Regions from separate parts of the Homo sapiens genome. Here region 1 is linked to region 2. Evidence: read pairs that join two places in POLR2A ChIA-PET (ENCODE). Cell type or tissue: K562. All regions are shown on one strand. Each heading gives the region's core, and the rest is flanking DNA. Links, peaks and the distances in the headings are about the cores only.

Evidence for each region. ChIA-PET counts read pairs that join two places held together with the same protein. Peaks named below come from ENCODE experiments on the same cell type or tissue, not always from the same donor. Only the 100,000 strongest peaks of a DNase experiment are listed, where the experiment ranks them.
Region 1: POLR2A ChIA-PET joins it to region 2 with 5 read pairs; 3 of 35 experiments call an interaction of 5 or more read pairs at or near these places.

What each region holds. Positions count from the first base shown.
Region 1 is chr2:207,954,210-207,964,391 of GRCh38, forward strand. The region is part of intron 3 of PLEKHM3 (pleckstrin homology domain containing M3); the gene reads right to left. Among named protein-coding and RNA genes, the nearest start is that of PLEKHM3, 66 kb to the right of the region's middle. In K562, for the core only: no CTCF peak of the experiment used is centred there; a DNase peak (open chromatin) is centred at 6,122.
Region 2 is chr2:208,060,160-208,070,341 of GRCh38, forward strand. It overlaps LOC105373854 (a long non-coding RNA gene), which reads left to right and starts at 4,544. Exons shown (of 4, transcript XR_923815.3): 1 at 4,544-4,631; 2 at 9,372-9,542. RefSeq lists an enhancer at 4,571-4,620. In K562, for the core only: no CTCF peak of the experiment used is centred there; a DNase peak (open chromatin) is centred at 4,502.

The DNA.
Region 1 (10,182 bases), core at 5,090-7,589, 100 kb before region 2:
GCCAGGTGTGGTGGTCTGCACCTGCAATCCCAGCTACTTTGGAGGCTGAGGCAGGAGAATACCTTGAGCCCAGGAGTTCGAGGGTTCAATGAGCTATTATTGTACCACTGCACACCAACCTAAGTGACAGAACGAGACCCTGTCTCTAAAAACCCTGTCAACACAACAATATGGCAAATATTATGTTTGTAAAGTATTAGTACTGTGCTGAGACACAGTGAATGTTCAATACACATTATATCTAGAGAGAGAGACAAGAACAGACAGATGCATGAAACAGAGATCAAAACCAACAGACATAAACTGTCCAAGACAGAGGCCATCTATGACGTATAATCATGTATTAGTAGATTATACTTGCAGAACTAAGGCAACCAAAAAAATAAAATCAATTCAGATTAGAAACTCCAATCTGAATACTAATTGGTTTAAAATGTAAAGCAATTCTATAAGCTATTAAGAGTTATTTGGGTTTTCCCCCTCTGAATATTTAAATAGCTAAGTCAGCTTTGACATGTAGGACCTACGTTGTGTTAACAGTGCTAGAGGTACTATATTTAAATAAGAAATGAAGTGAAAATCACATGTCAAGTAATTACTGCTGACTGAAAATATAAACTTGCTAAACTCTACAATGTTTATTTAATCTCATGGAATGTTGTTATTAAGATTATAAATCGTGTGAAATAAATTAATAAATACCAAGTAGATTCCAACTCAAGTTGAGAAGTGTCAAGATTTATTGGTCTTTCAGGTAAACAATGATTGAGAACCTAAAGTCAATATTTAGTCAAAATTTATCTTGAAAGGCAATAAATCTTGATTTTTGCTAAAGCACGTAAGTAAATATGTACACCATTTTAGAGAATCTGACTGCTTTCTATGAAATATCTACCCCAAAAGTTGTAAGTATAATGATCTGTAATACAGATTTTCACTTCCGAAGACATGACTTGAGTTGTTGAGTTACTTTTAATTTTTCTTAGGATAAGATGCTTCAATAGTGCTTTTATTGGTGTAAGATAAGTTTAATATTAATAATAAAATCTTACAAATTCAGCTTCTAGTATATTGAAATCAGTCTAAACTTAGTATTTTTTTCATCCTGTTTTTTTCCTAACAGTCTATGACTAGACTTTCTCATTTACTTCTATGTTCTTTCCCCAAAGTCTTTCAAGAAAATGGTAAGCAATTTAAAAATAAAAATAAATAAATAAGAACTAAGCAAATGGATAAACACATTATAAGCAAACACCTTATGTAAGACAGGCTTACTATAAGCCAGGCACTGTCATAACTACTTTACATACACACAAACGAACATATGTAAATACATGTGTATGTCTCTGTTCATTTAATCCTCATACCAATTCTATGAGGTAGGTATTATGCCCATTTTACAGAATAAGAAACTGAGGCAGAAGATGAAAAAGTAATTCTGTCCACTGTTGTACAGCTGCTTAAAAGGCAGAGCCTAATAAAAGTGGCAATGTGGCATTTTCAGGTAGTTATCTCCTTTTGTAAGACATTAGAAAAACTGTCCCCTGCAGATGACAAAACAAGGACAAAAACTATGAATCAATTTACATAAAAGAACATAATTTAGCTCATCAATGAATATAGCCTGGGACATCACAGGCATTAGCATCACCTCTGAAGATGAAGGGTGAGGGGAAGAAGAATACAAATCTATAAAGTAAACAGCAGAAGATAAGAGATGAGGAAAGGAGGAAGCAATCACTATTGTGGAGATCGAGGAAGGCTGTGTCGACACAGGGGCATTTGAGCTGGGTCTTGAAGAAGAGAAGAGATTTTGGAAAAGGAACGTTCATTCATAAAGGCTCAAGTCAGAAAAATGGAAGCACCTTTGGAAACACTGGATATTCTAGTTGTCTGAGGCTCATTGTAAATAGAGGAGTATGAAGAAAAGAGCTTGGAATGATAAAGTGAAGCTAGAACATAAGAATCCTGAGTGCTCAGAGTGAGAAGTCCTAATTAATAAGATATAGCACTTTGGGAGGCTAAGGCAGGCAGATCACGAGGTCAGGAGTTTGAGACCAGCCTGGCCAACATGGTGAAACCCCATCTATACTACAAATACACACAAAAAAAAATTAGCCGGGCGTGGTGGTGGGTGCCTGTAGTCCCAGCTGCTTGGGAGGCTGAGGCAGGAGAATCACCTGAACCCAGGAGGCGGAGGTTGCAGTGAGCCAAGATTGAACCATTGCACTCCAGCTTGGGCAACGGTATGAGACTCCATCTCAAAAAAAATAAAAAAAGATATAGGAACAACCAGAGTTTGAAGCAGAGTAGCAAAGTAAACTTAAAAAAAAAATTTTTTTTTTTAAATTTTGGAGACAAGGTTTTACTCTGTCACCCAGCCTGGAGTACAGTAGTACAATCATGGCTCATTGCAGCCTCAACCCCCTGGGCTCAAGTGATCCTCCCACCTCAGCCTCCTGGGTATCAAAGGTTACAGGTGCATGCCACCACACCTGGCTGATTAAAATTTTTTTTTTTTTTTTTTTTTTTTTTTTGCAGAGACCCAGGGGTCTTGCTATGTTGTGCAAGGCTGGTGTTGAACTCCTTTCCTTAAGCTATCCTCCCGCCCTGGCCTCCCAAAGTGCTGGAATTACAGGCATGAGCTACCATGCCCAGCTGCAATGTACGCTTTGAAAAGATTAATTAGCAAGAAAAGCTGGAAGGGGAGGGAACTAGTTGATAAGTTACTGCACCAGTTTGACTTGATTAGGTGGTGGTCTTGGAAACAGGAAGAAAGAAAGAGAAGGAGATAGCATGGGGACAAAATGCAGATGATCTGGCAACTGACAGACGTTGGGGGCATGCAAAGGGACTGTTAAAGATGCTCATGATGTTTCAAGCCTGTGACTCATGTGAGAAATCCATCAATTAGAAGGAGCAGGTGGTTTGGGGGAGAAAATGCTATTTGAAGCATTTAATCCAAAAAACATAGTTCAAAAAATTTGAGCTACCAGATCTACTGATGCTTAAAGCTCAGGTGATTAAGAATAATCCCCCTTATTGTAAAAATCAGTTTGAATTGTATATTCTGTTAGTTGCTACTGAAAGCATTTGATATACTTGATATCAAATGATGGTTGGTGAAGGTCCTATTTTTATAACCTACTACTTTCACTTAAATTTACGTAAGATGCAGAGGTCTTAGATTATAAAACATTATGTGGTGGCTGGGCGCGGTGGCTCACGCCTGTAATCCCAGCACTTTGGGAGGCCGAGGCGGGTGGATCATTAGATCAGGAGTTCAAGACCAGCCTGGCCAACATGGCAAAACTTTGTCTCTACTAAAAATACTAAAAATTAGTTGGGTGTGGTGGCAGGAGCCTGTAATCTCAGCTGTTTGGGAGGCTGAGGCAGGAGAATTGCTTGAACCCAGGAGACGGAGGTTGCAGTGAGCCAAGAATGTGCCATTGCACTCCAGCCTAGGTGACAGAGCGAGACTCTGTCTCAAAAAACAAAACAAAAAAAAAGTATGTGGTATGAAATAATCAACATCTATTTCAGCAGAAGACATTAATTAATTTATAAAGAAGTGAGAAAAAGCTAGATGAAGAAAAGAAGACATCATTGTAGGCCTTGACCTTTGGTAGCACAGCGATTCTCAACCAAGGGAGATTGTTGTCCCAACAGGGGATATTTGTAATGTCTGCAGACATTTTTGGTAGGATGGGTGGGTAAGCTACTGATATCTTAAGGATGAAGGCAAGGAACATTGCTAACCATCCTACAATGCACAAGACATCCCTCCACAACAAAGAGGTATCTGGCCTAATATGTCAATAACGCCACTGTTGGAAAAACCCTATGACAACAGAAAGACAGGAGGGCAAAATAAGAGATGAATATGCTGATCTTACTTAATCACTTTTCTCTGCTAGCAATGGATATACCATCTATTACGGGAAGGAGGAAAAGCCCTTTCACCAGTTCTACTTTCTTACCTTAAAAAATTATTTATGCTGGTAGGTTAAATTAGTGTCATGAAAAAGAGGCACCATCATCTACTAGACTACCTGCTAGTAACATCTGCTCCAAGCTTGGCTCTTTTCTTCACAAATTAATCTTGGTGAAACACTGCTCACCAAGAACTCTTACTTGAAAAACAAGTGCATAAACAGGGCTCAGCTGAGCTGATGATTTCAGACATGAAAGCTGGTAGTGGTGGATGGAAAGAATGCTTCTTGTCATAGTTGACCTCCCTCTTTCTCTATCAGTTCTATTTTCAACATGGGGCTACCAGGATTCTCTATATATTCTCCTGCAATCTCAGACAGGAAAGGAAGGTCAATCTCACCATCCTTGAAACAAGACAAATGCTGGGCTGGGCTACTTGAAGCACTGAGAGCTTCAGGGGAAGATGTCTAATTAAATAAACTCTTGACTGGATGTGGTGGCTCACGCCTATAATCCCAGCACTTTGGGAGGCCGAGGTGGGCGGACCACCTAAGGTCCGGAGTTCGACAGCAGCCTGACCAACATGATGAAATCCCGTCTCTACTAAAAATACAAAAATTAGCCAGGCATGGTGGCACACGCCTATAATCCCAGCCACTTGGGAGGCTGAGGCAGGAAAATCGTTTGAGCCCATGAGGCAGAGGCTGCAGTGAGCTGAGATTGCACCACTGCACTTCAGCCTGGGCAACAGAGTGAGTGAGACTCCATCTCAAAAATAATAATAATAATAATAAAATAAAATAAACTATCTTACTGGAATGTTTCTCTGAACCAGTGCCAAGCCATATTAGAACCCGAGACAAAAGGAGAAATCAGGAATTCTAATCCTGTCTCTAGTTAAGCTTTTATATTTTGTTCATCATGGACTTTTTACATTAATTTTGATTTTTAAAGAATATCATATTAACATATTTTTAAAATCTTTATTACAAAGGGTTTTTCAGCACTTCCTTAAATTCTGTACCCAAAGCACATGCCTCTCTCACCTTACCCTAGTCCCAGTCCTGTTCTGAACACTTTTGCCTCACAGAGAATCCAATGTATGCTGCACTTAACATTTTCTACAGTGATTTCCCCTGGTATTTAGCATTATATTAAACCACTACTAACTCTCTTTTTGTGATTCCCCAGTTACATCTCTCTTTTATGATTGCTTCAAAAGGCCAAGAACCTCCTATTGGCTTAGAGGTTCAGATTATTTTGGGGGGTTACCTGAAAAGCAACCTGTCTTTTCTTACTGTTTCTGGAACTAACATTTTCTCCCAGCTTGGATTTATTTAGAAGTCGCTTCTTACATCAGTCTCCTCCACTCTGTAGCTTCTATCACATACAGTGTCCTACCAGGGTCCCCTCTGACTTCTCTTTCATGCCACTCCCCATTCCTAATGCCTGCTTCTCTTTCCTCATATTTTAGGAGAGTCTCATCTCTTTGAACTTTACAGTATCCTGAAAACAAAACCTGTCCTCTCCTTTGCTAAAACCTCCTAAAAAACCCTGACAGCATTTCTTAGAGTAATTCTACTTGAGCCATTTTGGTAATGATAACAATTTGATAAAATTAAAGTCATAAGAGTGGATCCGAGTAGTGCTAGGAACAGTCTCAAAGTGAAAAAGATTACTTTCATCAGCTTCCTTTAAATCCATGCTTGAATTTCTTCGTTTTCACCCCAACCAAATTATTTATGTTGTACAAGATTTAGGGACTGTCTTGGTGTATTTTCTCTTCCTTTATTCTTTTCCCTTTCACCTTCTTTCCAGGCTTTTCTATCTTTTTAGAAGCACATGTTTGTGACTACCTCCAAAGCTAATCTTTTAACTATACATTTAGTATTTGCAATAAGCTATTTGTATCAGGTTATTTAGACTTACTAGGTAAGACACAAGTGGAAAACTCCTATTATCTGGAACTCCTGCTTCTGGGGAATTCCCTAGAGTGATATTCCTAGCTTCTCTCCCCATCCCTTATCCAGCCCTCCTCACAGATGGGGGAAATTAGGTATCTGACTGCTGAGTTAAGAAGAAGGACCCGGGCATGCTCAGCTTGGCCTTCAGGAAGCAGGTTTCTGTCTGCTATGATAAGAGGACATGATGGCCTTCAGGAAGCAGATTTCTGTCTGCTGTGGTAAGAGGACATCATGGCCTTCAGGAAGCAGGTTTCTGTCTGCTGTGATAAGAGGACATCACAGCCTTCAGGAAGCAGGTTTCTGTCTGCTGTGGTAAGAGGACATCATGCCCTTCAGGACTCCAGCTGTGGCCAGGTGAGTAAGTCCATCTAATTTAGGGGTCCACTCTATAATAATAAATGTGATCTGGAAGCAATATATGTGATATTTTAATCCCCATCTTCCTGCCTCTTGGCATAAGAAAGAAGAGGTATTATTCATTTATTAACCCTGTAAAACTCCTGCAAGGATGGTGGCCCACACAGACAGCATCTAATAATGGGAGTGGAGAGGAAAGGGAAAGGCACTCAGATGCATGTTGGTGGGTGACATTATTGAGAGATGAAGATCACACAGGAGAGTCGGGCTAAAGGGGCTGCCTGGAAACCTTTAGCATTATCAGGAAACTTTTACTCAAGTTAAAACTCCCTAGCCTAACAATGGATGAGAAACATCATTTTCCCAAAGGTTTTCCATCCATTATGAGGCCATAAGACGACTTCTCTTTATCTAAGAGATCATTTGGGGAGCCTCCCTGTAGTTTCTGGGGGAAAAAATTGCAGTGATGTACTAATTACTGAATTAGGATATGTCACTTTTGGTTCAACTGATATTTTCTAACATTTGAATTGTACATAGTCAAGACAGTTTAATCTTCCCTCAAAATAGTGTTGAAGAGGCTGACCCACAAGACTGTGAAAAGGCTGGCTCGGGGCCATATAATAAATCAGTGGCAGGACTATAAACAGAAGACCAAGCTCTTGTGCTCCTAATTTATTACTTATCCCACTGAGTGTGGATGCCTCCCAGCCACCACATCATGTGTGTCTATTATTTTGTCTGGTCTGGGGCTCAAGAAAAACATCTTTATTGATGAAGATGGAGAAGGAGACCAAGACTCAAACTAAGTCAATCCTCTGTGTCAGAGGTACAAGTCTGCTGATTTAAAAGAGAAGCAATTTTCAGCAAAGTTTTTGGTTCAGCCCTACATGATTTACTTCCTTTATAGAAAAAATATGGGTAAGGCACAGTCCTTGGTACACTGATATATACCTAGTTAGAATGTGATTTTTCAATCTTTTGGAAATTGATACAAACCCATATGTCTTAGGTTTTAGAATCCTAGTTTCCTTCTGGAAGTGGTATATGGTAAGTACGACATTTTTTTTCAGTTAAAGGTAATAAATAAAATCAATTCTGTGGTTGCTTTTATATCCATTTAAGAAAGAAACACCTTCTATTTTTAGCCAAGATTTAAGAAGGATATCTGGGTTAGATAGTGGAGATCACAGAGTCACTGAGTGTGCTTGCCCATCGTCCCACCACTCTGAGTTGCGGCTCTGAGAGGGCTGCAGACAAGCTGAGCAGTCCAGAGCTGGTCAGTTTCTCGTCTGCTTGGTCCCAGAAGCACCCAAAAAGATATCACCAGAAATCTCCCTTCCCCAGGTGGATGCTGTCAGTGTTGGAAGTAGCTGACTGGAAATGAGGGAACAGGGCAAGTAGGCCAAAGCTTCCTCATTCTGTGGGGGGAAATTACACACATCATTCATCCTCCTTTCATCCAGGTTCCATTTTTGCTGTGGAAATGTCCATTCAATGTCCTGGGCTACTGTATAACAATTTGTCTAGTCTTTGTCCCTGATCTCTGGCAGGGAGCTTCTAAAACCCTTGGAATTTCCCCAAGTGATATGAATATCTTTGTTATTCACGAGCCCCTAAGATCACACCTGAGTTTATGCTAATGGTGAGTCATAGTGGGCCACTAAATAGCCTCAGAATGGGGGGTGGTCAACAGAAAGACCAACCACATGATTAGAGGGTTGGGACTTTGAGCCAGCCTGACCTCCAGGAAGGGGAAGGAGGCTGGATATTAAGTTCAGTTGCATGGCCAATGATTCAATCCATCATACCTACATAATGAAGCCCCAGTAAAAACTCAGGACACTGAAGCTCAGAGGAGCTTCCTCATTGATGATCATAACAATTTGATGGGAAGGTGATGCAGCCTGATTCCACAGACAGAGGGCACAGAAGTGCTGCATTTATGGCCCTCCCACACCTTACCTTCTAGTCTCTTCATTTGGCTGTTCCTGGTTTTTATCGTTTATAATAAAACTGCAATTGTATGTATAGCATTTTCCTGAGTTCTATGAGTTGTTCTAACAAATTATCAAACCTGAGGCGGGGTAGGAACCCTCAAATTTGTAGCCAGTCAGTCACTGTGCAGGTGGCCTGGGAACCCCCTGAACTTGCACTGGCATCTGAAGTGGGAGCAGTCTTGTAGAGGGCTGAGCCTTTAATTTGTGAGGTCTGTGCTAATTCCGGGTGGTCAGTGACAGAACTGTATTGCAGTATCTAATTGGAGTTGAAACAGATTATGTGCAAATAAACCGTGCAAATAAACTGACAGTGCAGTGCCCAGAGCAGGGGATTGTACCTTATATCTGAGGAACCCAGTCCTGCAGAGAGGGTATTATGGTTAAGTAAGTTAGGAAATGTTGTATACTTTTCTCTCACATTAGTAGAATAAAGGCTCTAAGAGGTCCTATAGTCAAAAATTAAAAAAAAAAAAAAAAAGACGTGCCCGGAAACTTGCAAGATTATAATTGGTTTGCTAAATAGGGAACATGTTAACTGTATCTACAGATGACTCCAACCTTGGATTCCTAGAAAAGATGGTGAAAGTAGGAAACCTAATGGTGGGTGTTGGGATGGCAGTTCAAGCATTACAGTGGAGAGAATCTGATAGGTCCTAAGTCAGTGTGCCGGGATGGAGAGGGTGTTTTTGAGAAAGTAACATTTACGTTAGTGGCCTGAAGAATGAGCTGGGGGTCGTGCTGGGGATGGCAATACTCTGAGGAAGCAACTGCATATGCAAAGGCTCTAAGGTGGGTGAGCAGAAAGTGGTGCATCTGAGGAACAGAAGAAAGCCAGTGTGGCTGGAACAGTGTGTAAGGGAGAAAGTGGCAAGAAGGCCAGAGTTGAAACTGAGGAGGTGGGCAGGGTCATTAAGGATGCTGGTCTTCATTCCAAAAGAAGTGGGAAGACACTGAAGAATTGTAAAGAGAAGACTATCAGGGGTCAATCTGAATTTTAATAAGATCACGCTTGCTGCAGTTGAGACAAGATTTAGAAAAAGTCAGAATGAAAGCAGGAAAACTGGTTAGAAGGTCACTATAGTCATCTTGGTGAAAGATGACCCAGCAGCAAATAAAGTGAGGGAGGTAAAGGAGATCTCAAAACTCAAACACCAACTATGTTTACCAAGTATAAAATAAAAATTAGGCATGATATTAGGATGTATTAAAAAGGAAGCTGGAATGTAGGTAAAGAATTCGGGCTAACTCCTTCCTTTCTTTATACTAGCCACCAGGTAGACCCTGTTAGAACATCATTGACATTTCCAGAATGTAAAGAAAACATGGAAACCTGGAGATGTTTCAGCAGATTGATACCCCAATGGCTAACATATTGAACATATATAGAAGAAATAGTTAAAGGAAATGTGCCTATATAAACTAGAGAAAACTCAAGTATGGGTTGACTCATTCACTAAGAACATCCTGGCTGGGCATGGTGGCTCACGCCTATAATCCCAGCAGTTTGGGAGGCTGAGGCCGGCAGATCACCTGAGGTCCGGAGTTTGAGACCAGCCTGGCCAATATGGTGAAACCCCGTCTCTACTAAAAATACAAAAATTAGCCAGGCGTGGTGGCACATGCCTGTAGTCCCAGCTACTCAGGAGGCTGAGGCAGGAGAATCACTTGAACCCAGGAGGCGGAGGTTGCAGTGAGCTGAGATCACGCCACTGCACTCCAGCCTGGGTGACAGAGTGAGACTCCGTCTCAAAAAAAAAAAAAGAACCTCCTATGGGCTAAACCATTGTTTCTCAAACTTCGTATGCACTCAAATCAATAGGAAAGCTTGTTTAAAAATCCCAGAGATTCTGATTTCAACAGGTCTGGGGAAGGGTCCAGTCATCCCTACCCAAATCATACTCATGATTCTAATGCAAATGATACTCAAA
Region 2 (10,182 bases), core at 3,271-5,770:
CCCCCATGACCTTAACACCTCCCATCAGGACCCATCTCCAACACTGGGGATTACATTTCAACATGAGGTTTGGGCAAGGACATGTATCTAGATTATATCATCAACTAGATCCAAACAGCTTTTGCTATCAATGACAATATTTATTTAATCCCTCCCCCCTTTTTCTTTTGAGACAGGGTCTCGCTCTGTCATCCAGGCTGGAGTGCAGTGGCGTGATCACAGCTCACTGCAACCTTTGCTTCCCAGACTCAAGCAATTCTCTAGCCTCAGCCTCCCAAGTAGCTGGGACTACAGGTGTGAGCCACCATGCTTGGCTGATTTGTGTGTTTGTCTGTGTGTGTGTAAATGGGGTTTCACTATGTTGACCAGGCTCGAACTCCTGAACTCAAAGCAATCTGCCTACTTTGGCCTCCCAAAGTGCTGGGATTACAGGCGTGAGCCACTCCACCCAGACTATTTAATCCTTTTTGTTTGTTTGTTTGAGACAGAGTTTCGCTCTTGTTGCCCAGGCTGGAGTGCAATGGCATGGTCTCGACTCACTGCAACCTCCGCCTCCCGGGTTCAAGCGATTCTCCTGCCTCGGCCTCCCGAGTAGCTTACAGGCGTGCATCACCATGCCTGGCTAATTTTGTATTTTTAGTAGAGTCGGGGTTTCTCCATGTTGGTCAAGCTGGTCTCAAACTCCCAACCTCAGGTGATCTGCCCGCCTTGGCCTCCCAAAGTGCTGGGATTACAGGCGTGAGACACCTCACCCGGCCTTATTTAATCCTTTTTATAGAAGGATAATGCTTGAGACCTTCAGAAATGATCAAATGATGATTTGCCATATCTTCTTTCACATTTAGGTTAAACACTGTCCTGGGAACAACTCTAATTGGGGATGAAAGAAGAATAGAAAAGGACAATATAACTTATGCTAGGTTATTAAAACTTAGTGGGAAGTAACCAAGTATCTTGAATAATGTGTCTAAAATAGATCTCTATGGTTTTGCCCCAAACCTGCTCCTTCTCCAATAGTCACCTCTTTTTAATACATGGTACTGGTATTCGCCCAGTTACTCAAACCAAAAACTAGAGAGCCACCCTGGGCTCTTCCTCTCCCTCCACTCCCAAATTCAGTCCATCTGTAAGTCCTGTTAGTTTGTCTTCCAAAAAAATTCCCACATTCTTCCACTTTGCTTCTTTTTTTGTCCTCTGTGGTCCCCTGGTCCAAGCCCCTGTCATCTGTCACATGATCAGCACAGTGACTTCTGACCAGCCTCCCCCTTTCCCCCTCACTACAGTCCATTTTCTCCATGGCAGCCAAATTTAAAGATCACACGTGTCATACCCCTGCAAAAAAGCATCCTTTCTCGCAGAACAAAATCCAAACTCCTTTTGGGGAACCTGGAGTACCTACTTGCTCTAGGCACTGTGCACCTGAAGCCCTTTTTCTCCCTGTCTCTCCCTTGCTTTCTCTTCTGGCTGTGTGGCCCCCGGGCTCTGCAGATGCTCCTTGTGCATGGCAGGGTCTTCTCCAAGGACCTTCATGTGATTCCCCCATTCACATCATTCAAGTCTGCCCGAATTCTTTCTCCCCAGCAAGGCTTTCCCTCACTGTCCTATCCAAAAGGGCACCTTGCCCTTCATCTCCTTTCCCTGCCTTCTTCTTCCATACAGACCTCCTCACCCTGCAATTATGTTGTATCGTTCAACTTGTTTGTTTCTGCCTGAACTGTCTCTGTCTCTAGAATGGAATCTCCTCAAGCAGGGATGTGGTCTTTCTTGTAATCCACTAAGAGTTCAGCTCCAAGAGCAATTCTTCACATACGGAAGGTACTCAAGGAATATTTATAGAATAAATGAATGGTCTCATCTTAATCTTTTCTTCTCCTATGAGAGAGAACATTTTGGGAGTGAGGATCAATGTTAGACGTGATTAAGAGCCCTAGAGAATAAGAAGTTATAATAACATGCAGCAGATGCAAGAAAAAGCAAATTGCATTTTTGCCATGGATTGCTGTGGATATATCCAAGTGCTGCACATAGATATTTGGGCTGTAGATTTATGTGGCGTAGAGAGATGCTCACCCCAAAAGACACTGCACTAAATGCTGTGCAGGCTCACTATAATCAGTAAGTGCTTATCGCCCCCTTCAGGTGCTTATCTTCTTGAGAACAGAGACAGTGACTCATGTTATATTTTATTATAGTAATTTGCAAATAGCAGGTAATACATAAATATTTGCTAAATTGAATGACATTGATCCTTTCCACATCTGGAATGAATTTTTAGGTTCTGGTGTGCGTGTGTGTGTGTGTGCGTGTGTGTGTGTGTGTTTACATTCAAAATATCTATTTTGAAGTGATCAGATCTGGGGGCCTTGTTACTTCTTCCTAAGTCGATTTATCACAATTCCAATGAAAATACCACCAAACTTTCCTATGGAGCCAAACAAATTAATACTAAAGTTTATATTTTAAAAATAAGCAAGAATAGTCGAGAAACCAATAAAAAAGAAAAACTTTTAGCAGGGAGTAGCCTGCCACATATTAAAATATTCTATAAAGCCCCTAATAATTAAAACATTTCCTGTTCTTGGATAGGATGACTAAGCAGCACAAAGATGTCAGTTGTCCAAGTCAATTTATTAACGATCATAATCCCAATAAAAATAGCAGCTAGCTTTTTAAATGAAGCCATACAAGTTGATACTAAAGTTTATATGGAGAAACATGTAAAAATAGCCAGGGAAACATTTAAAAACACACAAAACTTTGAAGTAGACTAACAGATATTAAAACACACTATAAAGCCTTTTATAATTAACACACAGTGGTACTGTCCCATGACTAGACAAGTAGACTAATGCAGCAGAATAAAAAGTCCAGAAATAGAAAGAAACACATATGGTAATTGACTATATGAAGAACTGGCATCTCAAACCATTGGGTCAAAGATAAACTTTTGTTATTATTTTTTAAAATCTACCAGTTATCCTCAAGTTCTACAAAGATAAGCTTTTAAATAAACGGTTCTGGGACAGATGGTACATTTGGAAAAAGATAAAATTAAATTCATACGTCACACCATATTGAAGAATAAATTCAAAGTAGGAATCTAAATGTAAAATACAAAATCACACAAGTGCTAGAAGAAAACATGGGTGAATTCTTCTTTAACCTTGATATAGAGAAAGCCTCAAAATCTAGAGGCAATAAAAGAAAATGTTAATAAATTTGACTACATTAAAAATAAAAATAATTTTTTGGGGGCATGGCTAAATACCCCACTGTAAACAAAGTCAAAAAACAATGAGCACAAGCCAGGCATGGTGGCTCATGCCTGTAACCCCAGCACTTTGGGAGGCCAAGGCAGGCAGATCACTTGAGGTCAGGAGTTCGAGACCAGCCTGGCCAACATGGTGAAACCTCATCTCTACTAAAAATACAAAACATTAGCTGGGCGTTGTGGCAGGTGCCTGTAATCCCAGCTACTGTAATCCCAGCTGAGGCAGGAGAATTGCTTGAATCCGGGAGGCGGAGGTTGCAGTGAACCGAGATCTCACCACTGCACTCCAGCCTGGGTGACAGAGTAAGACTCTATCTCAAAATTTAAAAATGAAAAAAAATCAGCTGGGCATGGCAGTGCGTGCCTTTAGTCCCAGCTACTGGGGTGGCTGAGGTGGGAGGATTGCTTGAGCCCAGGAGGTTGAGTTTGCAGTGAACTGTGATTGTGCCACTGCACTCCAGTCTGGACAACAGAATGAGACCCTGTTTCCCACAAAAAGAAAAATAAAACACAATAAGCAGTGAGCTGTATTACAGATAAAAGTATAATATTCTTAATATGTAAAGAACTCTAAATAAATGGAAGGACAAAGGATCAAAAGCCTGATTTAAAAAATGGGAAAACTACATTAATACACAATTCTGATAAGAAAAAGGCTGATTATGCCTGTAATCTCAGCACTTTGGGAGGCCGAGGTGGGTGGATCACTTGAGCTCAGGAGTCTGAGACCAACCTAGGCAATATGGCGATAACCCCATCTCTACAAAAAATACAAAAATTAGCCTGATGTGGTGGCACACACCTGTGGTCCCAGCTACTCAGGAGGCTGTGGTGGGAGAATCGCTTGAACCAGGGAGGCAGAAGCTGCAGTGAGCTGAGATTGCACCATTGCACTCCAGCCTGGGCAACACAACCAGACCCTGACTTAAAAAAAAAAAAAAAAAAAAAAAAAGTAGGGAGAGTTTTAAAGTGTTAGTTATATCAGAAGTAGACCGTCTGTATCCGTCTCTGTCGGTGAACAGAAGACCCAAATAGAATAATTTAGAGGAATTTAATAAAGAATCAGGTTTAAGGGAACCTCACAAAGAATGGTGCAGTATCCTGAAGTTAGCAAGAACCAGGAAGATATTATTGGTCTAGGCCTGAACTAATTGACAGAGAATATGGTGTAGCTAAATGGAGAATGCTGCCTGGAGAGCCAGAAAGCCAAACCACAATGACTCAGCTGGGATGAAGCTGGGGAATAAAACCAGCACTCTCACGCTCCCTTACCTCCTCCATGGAACTTCTGTTGTCATCCAGTGGCTGAAATCAACTGGAAGCCTACAGGGAAAGACCTGCCTCCTGGGACACAGAGCAGGTGAGGAAGGGACAAAGCATTACCCTAGAGAGATGAATGAAAACTATTCTGCACACCAACTCTTTCAAACGGTGTGCTTCATATGCGGAACTGAGAGTCTCAGAATGATCACAAGACACCACCGTGTAGAAGATAGGAACTTGAGGATGCCCCCTTTTAAGAGTGGGTTTGGGCAGGAGTTAAATAATATCTGAATTGGCCAGGCACAGTGGCTCATGCCTGTAATCCCAGCACTTAGGGAACCCAAGGCTGGAGGATCGCTTGAGGCCAGGAGTTCAAGATCAGCCTGGGCAACATAGCAAGACCCTCTCTCAATAATAATAATAATAATAATAATAATAATAATAATAATGTTTTGGCTAGGCATGGTGGCTCACCTCTGTAATCCCAGCACTTTGGGAGGCTGAGGCGGGTGGATCACAAGGTCAGAAATTCAAAACCAGCCTGGCCAAGATGGTGAAACCCCGTCTCTACTAAAACTACAATAATTAGTCAGGCACAGTGGCAGGTGCCTGTAATCCCAGCTACTTGGGAGGCTGAGGCAGGAGAATCGCTTGAACCTGGGTAGCAGAGGTTGCAGTGAGCTGAGATCGTGCCACTGCACTCCACCCTGGGCAACAAAGTGAGACTCCCTCTCAGTAATAATAATAATAATAATAATAATAATAATAATAATAATAAAGTTTTATAATCTTTGTTATCACAAAGCTTTACCATATTATTTTACCATATTATTATAACCATAGTAAAATAGGTGAATAATAATAGGTGAAAGACAACTATACCTTCTTTGACACTGCTCCCATTGAGAAATGGGACCTATGTCTCCTCCCCTCGAGTCTGACTGCTTTGACCAGTAGAATATCCGGGGAGTGGCACTGTACTGGTTTCCAAGCTTGGCTTTAAGAGACTGGCAGCTTCCATTTCCTGTCTCTTAGGACATTGATTGGAGCCCCGAGCTTCCCTGTGAGAGTCTGACTACCCAGAGGCTGCCATCGAATAAGGAAGCCTAAGGTGGCTGCAGGAAGAAACTGTGGAAAGGCGGGTGGGGAGGGACAGACAGACAGAGGGAGAAAGAGAAACAGATGCCCAGCCAACCCCTGGTTGTTCTGGTCCCCCCGCTATTCCAGTCTTGCAGCTGAGGCCTCAGGCATTCTGGAGCAGAAATGAGCTGTCCCTTGCTGTGCCCTGTTTGAAGATAGTCATGATAAATGGTTGTTTCAAGCCACTACAGTATTGTGCAGTAATAATAGATACTTGGGCAGAATTTGGTACTTGGAAGTGGGGTGCTATCATAACGAATACCCAAACCATATGGCACTGGCTTTGGGACAGAGTGTCAGGGAGAAGCAGAAAAAGCCAGGAGGAGACTATGGGTGAGGGTGTGAAAGACTGAGCAAAGTATTTATAGGGGCTGGAAAACAGAGGACTCTTTATGTAGCGACAGAAAGTGTGAGGACACTGTCGCCTATGGGAACGTGGAAAACAGAAAGAGTGCTTAACAGCTTGTGGGGTTGGCTAGAGAGATGTCCAAGCAGAATGTAGAAGGTGCCAACTGGCTTTTTTCAGTTGCCTATGACAAAATATGAGACAGGAGAGATGATCTAAAGAAAAATTGTGGGCTCGGTGCAGTGGCTCATGCCTCTAATCCCAGCACTTTGGGAGGCCGAGGCAGGAGGATCACGAGATCAGGAGTTCAAGACCAGCCTGGCCAATGTGGTGAAACCCTGTCTCTACTAAAAATATAAAAAATTAGCAGGGTGTGGTGGTGCACGCCTGTAAATCCAGCTACTTGGGAGGCTGAGGCAGTAGAATCACTTGAACCCGGGAGGCGGAGGTTGCAGTGAACTGAGATCACGCCACTGCACTCCAGCCTGGGCGACAGGGTGAGACTCTGTCTCAAAAAAAAAAAAAAAAAAGAAAAAAAGAAAGAAAAAAGAAAAATTGTTCAAGTTCTTAGCAAAAATGGAAAAGTACAAATATTGGGTTATAAAATAAAACTGTTGCTTATCCCTGGTCTTTTCCATTAAAAGATTCCCAAATAATAAATATCTCTAGGGCCTAAGATCAAATCCAGAATAAGATGCTTTGTCAGAAAAATTTAAGGGCAGGCCTAGTAGTATGTCTAAGAATCTCAAGGATGTGCCTCATAGACCATCTCAGTAAACAATAGAACTTTTAAGACTCCTAAAGGTGTTGTCTCACAGGAACCTCAAAGGAGATCCAGGTATTTCTAATGAGTAAAATGGGCACATTTGCATCTTCTTGACAGGATTGCTGTGACTATTAAACAAAATAATACCCATTCATTCTAAATATATGCTGATGTCTACTCTATCCCAGGCACTGTACTAGTGTTTGATAATTTCTAAGAGTTATTAATCTGCAGGATTCTGGAACAAAAAACTAGAATTCTTGAGAATTCTTGGTGATCCTCAAAATCATAAGTTATCTACATTTCCCCATAACATCTTCTTGGTATGTTTTTAAAAACAATGACTGACTACACTAGTAAATAGCGGACCATTTTTCTGTGATGGGATTATACAAAAAGTTTCTAAAGCTTTCTGCAACCAAAACAAACAAGAAATCCCCCCAGACAGTGATAATAAATGCATGGGTTATATGGTTTATTATTATTATGGACATATATATTGAGACAAGATTACACTACATTTCAATGACCCATAAAAATAATTTCTACCTGAGTTAGACAATAGAATATATTAAAAGAAGGGAACATTAACACACAATAATGCCAAATAAAATGATTCAAACAATTGAAAGATAATACTGCAAACATTTACATTTTAAAAGTTATTCTTTTTTGGAGACGGAGTCTTGCTCTGTCACCCAGGTTGGAGTGCAGTGGTGCAATCTCGGCTTACTGCAACCTCCGCCTCCCAGGTTCAAGCAATTCTCCTACCTCAGCCTCCCGAATAGCTGAGATTACAGGCTCATGCCACTGCGCCCGGCTAATTTTTGTATTTTTAGTAGAGACAGGGTTTCACCATGCTGCCCAGGCTGGTCTCAAACTCCTGAACTCATGATCTGCCCGCCTTGGCTTCTCAAAGAGCTGGGATTACAGGCGTGGGCCATTGCGCCCGGCCAAAAGTTATTCTTAAAATGAAATTGAAAAACACATAAAGCATGAATTGCCCTGAATGTCTTGGTCCTTGTTTCCTGACAAATATTCCAGGTGTAGAATGTTTTTTCATCCTCTGTTAATGTTAATTTATTATTACTAAGAATGTGTCTACAAGCTTCTTCGAATTGAGCATTAGGGTACGTGTTGGTTATTATAAACTCATTCACTTTTCTTAATGATGAAAATAATTGTCTTCTTTCACTGGTTTTGATTTTTTTCCTTGAAGTCTATGTTATTTTCGCTAATTCAGATTTTAGATGTTTCTGACTTCGTGATGGAATAGTTCCCAACAATATTCACTCTTCTTTGCATTGCTTCTGATAAAGCATATTTTCCTCCACAAAAGTCTTTCCTTAATGATTTTGCTAATTGAGCCATTTCATTTTTGTTTGCTGAAGCAAAAAGAGTTGTCAACCTCATATAAACTAACTGCTGAAATATTTTAATGAGAAATATGAGATCTTTTTTCTGCATTAAATAATTCAATTCTAACTTCTTTTAAAAGCATACTACTCAAAGCACAAGTCTGTTTTCGATTAGAAGATTTGCATCATGATTACTTAATGCTTCAACTACTAATCAAACAAGTTTTAAGCAAGTTATTGTCTCTCTCACAATTTGACAATATTCCATTTTCTCTCTCCTTTCTTCCTGCCCCCCCTACTTCCTCCCTTCCTTTTTTTTTTTTTTTAGACAGAGTCTCACTCTTGTCGCCCAGGCTGGAGTGCAATGGCGTGATCTCAGCTCATTGCAAACTCCGCCTCCTGGGCTCAAGCAATTCTCCTGCCTCAGCCTCCCAAGTAGCTGGGATTACAGGCATCCACCACCATGCCCAGCTAATTTTTGTATTTTTAGTAAAGACAGGGTTTCACCATGTTGGTCAGGCTGATCTCGAACTCCTGACCTCAGGTAATCTGCCCGCCTTGGCCTCCCAAAGTGCTGGGATTACAGGCATGAGCCACCGTGCCTGGCCCCCTTTCTTCTTTTTTTAAGACAAGGTCTTACTGTGTTACCCAGGCTGGAGTGCAGTGGCACGATCATAGCTCACTGCAAGCCTTAACACCTGGGCTCAAGTGATCCTTCTGGCTCAGCCTCTTGAGTAGCTGGGACTACAGGTGTGCACCACTACACTCAGCTATTTTTTTATTTTTAGCAGAGACAGGGGCTCGCTATGCTGCCCAGGCTGGTCTCAAATTTCTGAGCTCAAGTTATCCTTCCATCTTGGCCTCCCAAAGTGCTGGGATTACAGGTGTGAGCTGCTGTGCCCGGCCTGTGTTTTTTTTCTTTCTTTATGCAAGAGAGAATTTCTTATTGGAGAAAATGTAAACAGTTTTACAACTTTCCTTTTTCTAAAAATTGCCAGAAAGACACGACCTTGTGGATTATACTGACTGGCTCCAGCCACATCATCTGAATCAGAGTAATTGCTTTCATCTGTGTCATAGACAGACTACACTGTGTTCACCTCCTCTGCCAGTTGTTTCTGATGCTGTAACCTCCAGTTTTTGAGTAAAACACTTTTGTTACAGCAAGAAGGAACACATTTGCTGAAAACTTTCCAAATTTTTTCGTTACTGCTGCACCATCACTAGCTGTTGATATCGATGGAATTCCTGACCAGTAACATTTCCATGAAGATCATTACAATTTATTTCTTGAAATTCTGGGAAGGCATGGAAACATCACATTGCAGCAGATGCTGGGGATGCAGCAATGAACAAGACAGGCCAGATCCCTACTCTCAGATAAACACAATGATCCAGGTATTTCCAATAATGAAATGACACTGAAGAAATAAGGTGATGTGTCTGGGGATGGCTGTGATATTTTTAGTTAGTATTGAGGTTTAGCGGCATGTAACAGTCAAGCTGCAAATAACAGTGTATTAAATTAGATAGAAACTTTTTTTTTTTTCACGTCAAAGTTATCTAGAGGCTGGTATTGCACACTCCACCCCTATCCCACAGTGCCATTAGCCAGGCCCCTACCTGCTCTTCCTCCCATCCTCACTGCCATCTCAGCATCCAAGGTGTTTTCAGGAGCTCCAGTGATCACATCTGCATTCCAGATAGCAGGAGAGGGGAAAATAGGAAGAAGAGCTGTTTGCTTCCCCCTTTTTTCTCTCCACTTTTTTTTTTTTTGAGATGAGTTCTCACTCTGTTGCCCAGGCTGGAGTGCAGTGAGGCAATCATAGCTCACTCACTGTATCCTTGAACTCCTGGGCTCAAGCCATCCTCCAACCTCGGCCTCCCGAGTAGCTGGGACTACAGGCATGAACCACTACACTTGGCTAATAAGAAAAAAAAAACAAAAAACGAAAACAGGCTGGGCGCGGTGGCTCACGCTTATAATCCCAGCACTTTGAGAGACCAAGGCGGGTGGATCACGAGGTCAGGAGATTGA